Regions from separate parts of the Homo sapiens genome. Here region 2 is linked to region 1. A link is a loop called in an ENCODE intact Hi-C map of the cell type or tissue named here. Cell type or tissue: breast epithelium. All regions are shown on one strand.

Region 1 (4,000 bases):
CTGTGTTTCCACGGGGCCTACATCTGTCTGCCTAACCAGGATTCCCAAAGAAGAAACTTCCACCTAAACCTCTCTATTAAAAGCCTATCACCCGGGCGCGGTGGCTCATGCCTGTAATCCCAACACTTTGGGAGGCCGAGGCAAGTGGATCACGAGATCAGGAGTTTGAGACCAGCCTGACCAACATGGTGAAACCCTGTCTCTACTAAAAATACAAAACTTAGCCGGTTGTGGTGGTCCGCGCCTGTAATCCCAGCTACTCAGGAGGCTGAGGCAGGAGAATTGCTTGAACCTGGGAGCTGGAGGTTGCAGTGAGCCAAGATCGTGCCACTGCACTCCAGCCTGGTGACAGAGAGAGACTCCGTCTCAAAAATAAAAATAAAAATAAATAAAAGCCTATCAATCTTCTATGTTGCCCTCTCCCCACAATTTTCACCTCTTCCTCACACTCCTTAGCTCAGACATTACCTGGTCCCCTCACGAGGAGCCTCTAGTTTCCCCTAATCAAACCTTTAACCTTCTGTTGGACTTATGGCTTCAAGGTACCTCCTAGGATTTCTCCCCCACCCAAATAACTTTCTTTTCCTTCTGCCTGATGTTCCCTCTCCCCTAAGTTTACCTTTCCTCACTACAATGGGATCCGCAGCCCGCATCAAGTCACTCCTCAAAGCTAAGCATCTGGAACTTTCTTTGAATCTCACTCAGTCCCTGCTGTGGCAAGCTAATCCTTCCTATGCTCATAATTGTTGGATGTGCCTATCACTCTCCTCATTGTCGGCATATACAGCCCAATCGGCGCTTCTCCCTACAACGTTAACTCAAAAAACATTCCTGACTTATAAACTCCAAAAGCGGTCTTCCTGCTTTGAAAGGGCAGACACTGTACTTGGCAATTACCCTACCCAATTTGCTAACCAAGCCAATAAACTGTTCCAAACATATTATAACTCTCTAACAAAATATGCCCACGGCCAGGCGCTGTGGCTCATGCCTGTAATCCCAACACTTTGGGAGGCCAAGGCGCGCAGATGGTTTGAGGTTGGGAGTTCAGGAGCAGCCTGACCAACAGGGTGAAACCCCATCACTACTAAAAATACAAAATTTTAGCCGGGCGCAGTGGCGCACACCTGTAATCCCAGCTACTCGGGGAGCTGAGGCAGGAGAATTGCTTGAACCTGGGAGGCGGAGGTTGCAGTGAGCCGAGATGGCAACACTGCACTCCAGCCTGGGCAACAGAGCGAGACCCTGTCTCAAAAACAAAACAAAACACAAAATATGCTCCCCCCCGCCCCCTCTATTGAAGGACCCCTTACTCTTCATATCCCTCTCCTTCAATGGGCTCCACTGTTTTTCAGCCACACAGGGCATGTGCCCCATAGGATCCCTCATTCCAGGAGAATGTAACAAAACCATTTCTATCCAGCACGCTACAGACCATCAAACTAACCGGGTTGAATATCAAGTGTCACCAGAAGCCAGTGGGTTGCTCCTCCAACCAGTTCGCTTTATAGCCACCCCCCACATCACGGCTACCTCCTTTAATTGCTCTATCCCCAACACACATCTCTATCCGTGGCTATCCATAACTGGTCCTGCTCCAGATCGCATCAAATGTTCAAAGGTTGACTCCCAACACATCTTCACCATCATCAGAGCCTCCTTGCATCTACACTGTCTGTTTGGAGCCAGGAACCCACCACAAACAACCAAAGGCCCTTAATCCACCTTTTTTCCCTTCATATCTCTACCTGCATTTCCGAAGCAGGCCTGTTTTCCTGCCTGGCACCAACACTTACCTCTGCCTCCCAACCGATTGGACAGGCACCTGTACTCTGGGCCCCCTTTCTCCAGGCTTCGGAATAATTCCCCCTAACCCAGCCCTGCCGGTGCCTTCCATTCAGCATGTCAAACAGACAAGGGCAGTCCAAATCATTGCCTTATAGGCTGTTCTGGGCATCAGCTCAGGCATTGGTTTAAGAGCTGGGGGATTAGCCACTTCACTCTCAAATTTTAAGTCTCTCTCCACAGACCTACAAGAATCCTCAGAAGATATAGCCAAGGGCCTTGTAAGAATCCAAGACCAGCTAGACTCCCCAGCCGGAGGAGTCCTCCAAAACCGGAGAGGACTCGACCTCCTTACAACAGAGAAGGGAGGTTCCTGCCTCTCTCTAGGGGAAGAATGCTGCTTCTATCTCAACCAGCCAGGCTTGGTAAGGGATGCCGTCCAAAACTTAAGGAAAGAGCTCAAAGAATGAGGGAGCGACAAGAAAACCAACCAAATCAGTTCCTGGTTAAATGTTCCTTACCGACAGGATCACAGCCATCTCACAAACTACCCCCCAACAACACCTGAAGACGGTGCTACTCCTCCAGTCAATCCAAAACCAGCAATCTTACGGCCCCCTTTCAGCAGGAAGTAGCCAGAAAAAGCACGCCAGCCCATCTCCCTATCTAACCATAGAGTCTGGATTGATAGGACAAGAGTGCTGCCATCTTAACGAGACTCCACAATCTTCTTTTTTTTTTTTTGAGAGAGAGTTTCACTCTTGTTGCCCAGGCTAGAGTGCAGTGGCGCAATCTCTGCTCACCTCAACCTCCGCCTCCCGGGGTCAAGTGATTCTCCTGTCTCAGCCTCCCAAGTAGCTGGGATTACAGGCAAGTGCCACCATGCCCGGCTAATTTTGTATTTTTAGTAGAGACGGGGTTTCTCCATGTTGGTCAGGCGGGTCTCGAACTCCCGACCTCAGGTGGTCCGCCCGCCTTGGTCTCCCAGAGCGCTGGGATTACAGGCATGAGCCACTGCGCCCGGTCTCCACCATCTTAAAGTATCAAATTTCCATGTCTCAGAACTGTCCGCAAATGTCAGCCCCGCCCATAGCTTCAACAGAGCATAGGCCCTAACTGCAACAGAGCCTAACGAAGTCCCCATTCGTCATAACTAGCCAGCCCTTCCCCAACTCCTTCCCAATAGGATCTTCTCTCAAAGCACACTTCCCCCACCGGGCCCTTTAAAAAGCCTCAGGCTGTAATGCCGGCCAGAGCCCTTCTCAGGTTTACTCTCAATAAATCCATCTCCACTGTACAGCTGTCTTCTCCCCTCTTCCTTCCTTTATCTTATTTTTTTTCTTTTGAGACGGAGTTTCACTCTTGTTGCCCAGGCTGGACTCACTGCAACCTCTGCCTCCCGGGTTCAAGCGATTCTCCTGCCTCAGCCTCCCTGGCAGCTGGGATTATAGGTGTCTGCCACCACACCCAGCTAATTTTTTCTATTTAGTAGAGATGGGGTTTCACCATGTTGGCCAAGCTGGTCTCAAACTCTCGACAAGTGATCCACCCGCCTTGGCCTCCCAGTATGCTGGGATTACAGGTGTGAGCCACTGCGCCCGGCCACTTTCCTTAATCTTTCTATCCCAACAAGATCAAACCTGGAACTCCATTCCACCTGGGAGGTGAGAGGCCCAGGTGCCGTCCATTTGTCCGGGGTGAGCAGGGGCTCAGTACGTTTAACATAATAGCAAATTGGCCTCAGGTCTCAAGGTGGGGTTCAATGTCAGCTCTCAGGAGTTGGTGTTCTGATGCGCACACAGCACCTACAACTGGGCTGTATGCACACATACGAATCTGCGGCTAAATCTGCAGCTGTGCCTCCCCAGGAAGGCAGACAGTGTGGGGAGGAGGGAAGAGGGGGGCAGGGGTTAGTCCTGGGGCAGGGAGGGCGGTGCTGCCCACTGGAGCCACAGCCTGGGTGGGTGGAACCAGATGTGAGCTTCATCCGCCTCCTTCCCTGCCAGCTGTAGCTCTTCTGGAGATCTAGGAGCTCAGCGTTCTCGCCTCTGCCTCCCTGGGGGATTCTATCTGCAGCTCCTACCACCAACTCCCACTCCCCCACTCCTACCCAACTCCACTGCCAGGTTCAGCAGGCAGAGGGGAGAGGGGAGGCCGGATGGGGGGCTCCCCCTGGGGGCAGCAGACAGGAGACCTGACCCACCTGGGCCCAGCT
Region 2 (4,000 bases), 60 kb before region 1:
TCCCGGCACTGCCACTCCTGTACCTTGTCATCTTGGGCTAGTCACATCCCCTGTCATCTGCAAACAGGAATAATGACAGTATCTATGACCTAGGTGTGTCGGGAGGGTTCACCCCACGAGGCATGTACCAAGCGACTTAGGGGCTTGATCAATGCTGGCCACCCAAGGGATGCTTGGCCTGGTATGTTGGTTTCTGCAATTCTCTGGGACTTGACTTCCTTTGTTTGTCTGTAAAATGGGTCTTTAACCCTTGTCATCGCTTACACCTTCATAACCACATCCCAAAGCCCAGCCTGGCCCACCTCCCCCTCCTTCCTGCCTCTGCCTCTCTCGGTCCTTCTTGATCGGTTTTTCTGTCTCTCTCTGTGTCCATCACGATTTCACTGTCTTCATTTTTTGGTTTCTGTCTGCCTTGTCTCTCTCCCTCTCAATCTGCCTGGAATTCTGTCCCAGAGGAACCAATACTCCAAGGCTCGACTACATTCCCTTTTACAGCAGTGAGATGGGAAGAGGGAGAGAGAGAGAAAGAGAAGGGGGAAAAAAAATCAAAGCCCACATATTGGTTCCAGATGTGGCCCTCTCTCTCAGCCCTCTCCAGCAATTTAATTAAATTCCCCCAGACAGCCAGGAGGGTTTCTTAATGATCAAATTTCCCCAGCTCTCCTCCTCGAACAGCCCTTGTTCGGGTTCACTCCGTCTCCCTGACGGATGGCCGACCGGATTCTTCCTGCCGTCGGCGCTGCCAAGCTGGGCCAGTGGGGGTGGAGTGGGGGGCTTCCCAGGGAGCACAAAGGACTCTGGCCCCCTGCCTCTGCCCTTGCCACTTCCAAAGGGGTCTGAGTGCTCCTGAACCCACCCTGGGTCAGACTGCAGTGGCTGGAGGGGCCCCAGCGGCCCCCACCCCAGAGCTCTGACCTTGGGGCTGGCCTGCCAGCGACTGATGCCAAGTGGGTGCCAGCCAGGGTGAGATGGGGGAATCTTTGGGATCAGGACTCTGGGCCCATTTACCAGCCAGAGCTGGGGCAGGCTCAGACCTACTGGGCGCCCTCCCCGGCCTCCACTGGGCAGAATGAGCAAGGTTTAGAGAAGGCGAGCCCGAGCTGGGATCTCCTCGCCGGGCTTGGGAGAAGCGGGGGCAGGCTGACCCGAGTTTAGTAGGCGAGGATCTGCCCCCGAGACAGGCCGAGGTGAAGAAGCCTTTCTTGGAAGGCTTCCTCCATGGGAAGAATCGCCATGGGCAGAATCCTTGCCTGCTAGGCTCTCAGTAGGACCCTTGACTTCTGGGGTAGAAAGAAATTTAGGGGAACCCTGGGCCCACCCCTTCGTGTGCAGATGGGCAGTGAGGCTGAGAGAGGCCCAGGCCAAAGTCCAGGCCCCAGCCTCCCTCCAGACGCAGGGCGAGACCCCCGGGGCGCTCAGCACCTTCCCACCCTGCTCTGGGCTGCTGACTTACCTCACCTGGGAGAGGCGGGGACCAGGCAGGGCCTTCCATGTGGGCATGGGGGAACAGTAGAGAAAGAGGGGTCCTGCGGCATCCCGTCCCAGGCTCTGGGCTGCCCACCTGGGGGCTTCACTGGGGCCTGGCCCCACCCTTACCTGGCTGTCACAGGCCCCGCCCTTGGACCAAGCACCAGGAACCACCTGGCAGTGTCTGTGCCGGAGTAGGGGGCTCTGGCCGGCAGGGAGGGCTTCCTGGTGGGGGCGGGTAGGGAGGGGAAAGCAAGCCCGGCCATCAGAAGCACAGAGGTCTCTGGGGCTTGTCGCCCTGGGGGTTGGGGCCCCCGAAATGCTCCTTGGTGCTTCTTAGGACAGTAAACAGAATAAGGGAGGGGACAGAAAAAGCCCTTCGCTGGCCCGGCCACTGTCCTGCCACACGGCCCCACCGCACGGCCCCTGCTCCAGCCCCTGCTACCTCAGTTTCTCCCCTGAGCAGACAGACTCTTAGGCCTCTGGGAACCCAGGAATCCAGGCCCTGCCCCTCCAGCCTGAGGACTGTGGCAGGAACAGGCAGGCTGGGCCTCCTGCAGGGACACTCTTGGGTCATGAGGGTCGGGGGTCAGGGTGGGGTCAGGGTGTGGGGGGAGGAGGAAAGGAAAGGAGCGGGGAGCCAGGCAGGAGAAGAAGGGCAGAAGGGGGGGAAGCGGAGGGCGGCACTTCCATGACCACACTTCAGAAATATGCCGGGCCCTCGTCTGTCCCGGTGCCCTGGGGACTTGCCCGGGGGCTGAAGTTGGAGGCTCTGAAATGGTCCTTGTGGTGATGTGTATGTTTCTAAATATCTCACTTTATGGAAATGCCGCCAATCAAAAAAAGAGAAGAAATAAAAGGCAGGGGTTCCCTAATTCTCCCCCTCCAGGGCCTTCTAAGGGACAGGCCTGGCAGCCGACAGCCCCTCCTGGGGAGACAGCAGGCACCGTGGAGGGCGAAGGTGCTGGGATGGGGCCAGACCACTCCTCCCTGGAGCTGCCCAGCCTGGCACGTGTGTGTGAGAGTGGTGTATGTGTGTGGTGTGAGTGGCGTATGTGTGAGTAGTGTGTGTTACAGTGGTGTATGAGTGGTGTATGTTGGTGTGTGTATGGGTGAGTGGTGTGTAAGTGGTATGTGAGTGTGAGTGGTGCGTATGAGTGAGTGGTGTGTGTGCTAGTGTGCATGAGTGATGTGTGTGCGTGAGTGGTTGTGTGTGAGTGGTGTGTGTGTGAGTGGTGTGTGTGTGAGTGGTGTGTGTGTGAGTGGTGTGTATGTGTGTGAGTGGTGTGTGTGTGTGAGTGGTGTGTGTGTGAGTGGTGTGTATGTGTGTGAGTGGCGTGTGTGAGTGGCGTGTGTGAGTGGTGTGTGTGAGTGGTGTGTGTGTGTGGTGCGTGTGAGCGTGTGTGAGTGTATTTCAGTGGTGTGTGTGTGTGGTGTGTGGGTGGTGTGTGTGGTGCGTGTGAGCGTGTGTGCGTGTATTTGAGTGGTGTGTGTGTGAGTGGTGTGTGGGGTGCATGTGAGCGTGTGGGAGTGTATTTGAGTGGTGTGTGTGCAAGTGTGAGTACGCGCTTTGTGGGGCTCCAGTAGGGGTTGGAAGCCAGGCCCTGGGTGTGAAGCCCCCTCCCTGGGCCCCTCACTCACTGACCTTGGCTTGGTCAGCCATCTCTCCTAGACTCTGACACCAGAGTCCTGGGGTCACTTCCTGGGGTGTCGCGATGAACTGATGAGACTTGTTGAGCTTCTTACTGAATGCATGGGAGTAGGACACACTCGAGCAGAGACCACAGTTGCTGCCGATTGGCCATTCCTACAGCCAGCCTGGGCGGGTGGGCGGGTGGACTCACGGCCACTCGGGAGGAAAGTGAGCGAAGCGCTAGTCCAGGTTGAGGGGACCTCAAGGGTGAGTGGCCTGCGTGCTGAGGAGGAGGCTGTCAGTCCATGGGCTGGGAGAGGGAGAAGGCTTTATGGACAGGCCTGGACCCCCTGCTGGTGTTCAGGGCCTGCCTTCAACCCCAGGAGGGGTGTCAGGGCCTGATTCTCTGCCCTGGGCTTACATAATGTTTTATTAATAAGTCTCAGGTAAGACACACTCATTGGAGAAAAAAGAGGAAATATATCCACATACAAAGAAGAGTAAAAATTCCCAGATCCCAACACCCAAAACAACCACCATTAACATCTCAGCATGGGGCGTTCAAGAATGATTCCTGCACACACACACACACACACACGTGCACACACACATTTTCCTAAATGGGACCATATGGTACCTGCTATTCTGTAATGGGCTCTGTTGGATTGTTATAGAGAAGGACCCCACGTGTTACCAGCTACCATCATTGTTGGACCGCAGGAGAGGCTGAGTGTCTATCCCTGTTTTTTGACCATTTTTCATCCTTCGTGACTTGCCTGTGCATGTCCTTTGCCCATGTTTTTATTGGTGTTTTTGCCTTCTTGTTGTTGATTTTTAGCAGCTCTTTATATATTAAGGTCATCCCCCTCTGTACATTGACGAGTCGGAGTGACTCCCAAA

What was found. Peaks named below come from ENCODE experiments on the same cell type or tissue, not always from the same donor. Only the 100,000 strongest peaks of a DNase experiment are listed, where the experiment ranks them.
Region 2: a loop joins it to region 1, with 17 times the contacts of the local background. A loop is called at or near these places in 1 of 110 quality-filtered maps.

The regions. Positions count from the first base shown.
Region 1 is chr9:129,586,637-129,590,636 of GRCh38, reverse strand. No RefSeq gene overlaps it. Among named protein-coding and RNA genes, the nearest start is that of C9orf50, 32 kb to the left of the region's middle. RefSeq lists enhancers at 2,272-2,955, 3,536-3,645. In breast epithelium, no CTCF peak of the experiment used is centred here; no DNase peak of the experiment used is centred here.
Region 2 is chr9:129,646,784-129,650,783 of GRCh38, reverse strand. No RefSeq gene overlaps it. Among named protein-coding and RNA genes, the nearest start is that of ASB6, 6.6 kb to the right of the region's middle. RefSeq lists an enhancer at 2,651-3,399. In breast epithelium, no CTCF peak of the experiment used is centred here; no DNase peak of the experiment used is centred here; H3K27ac peaks cover 2,345 bases.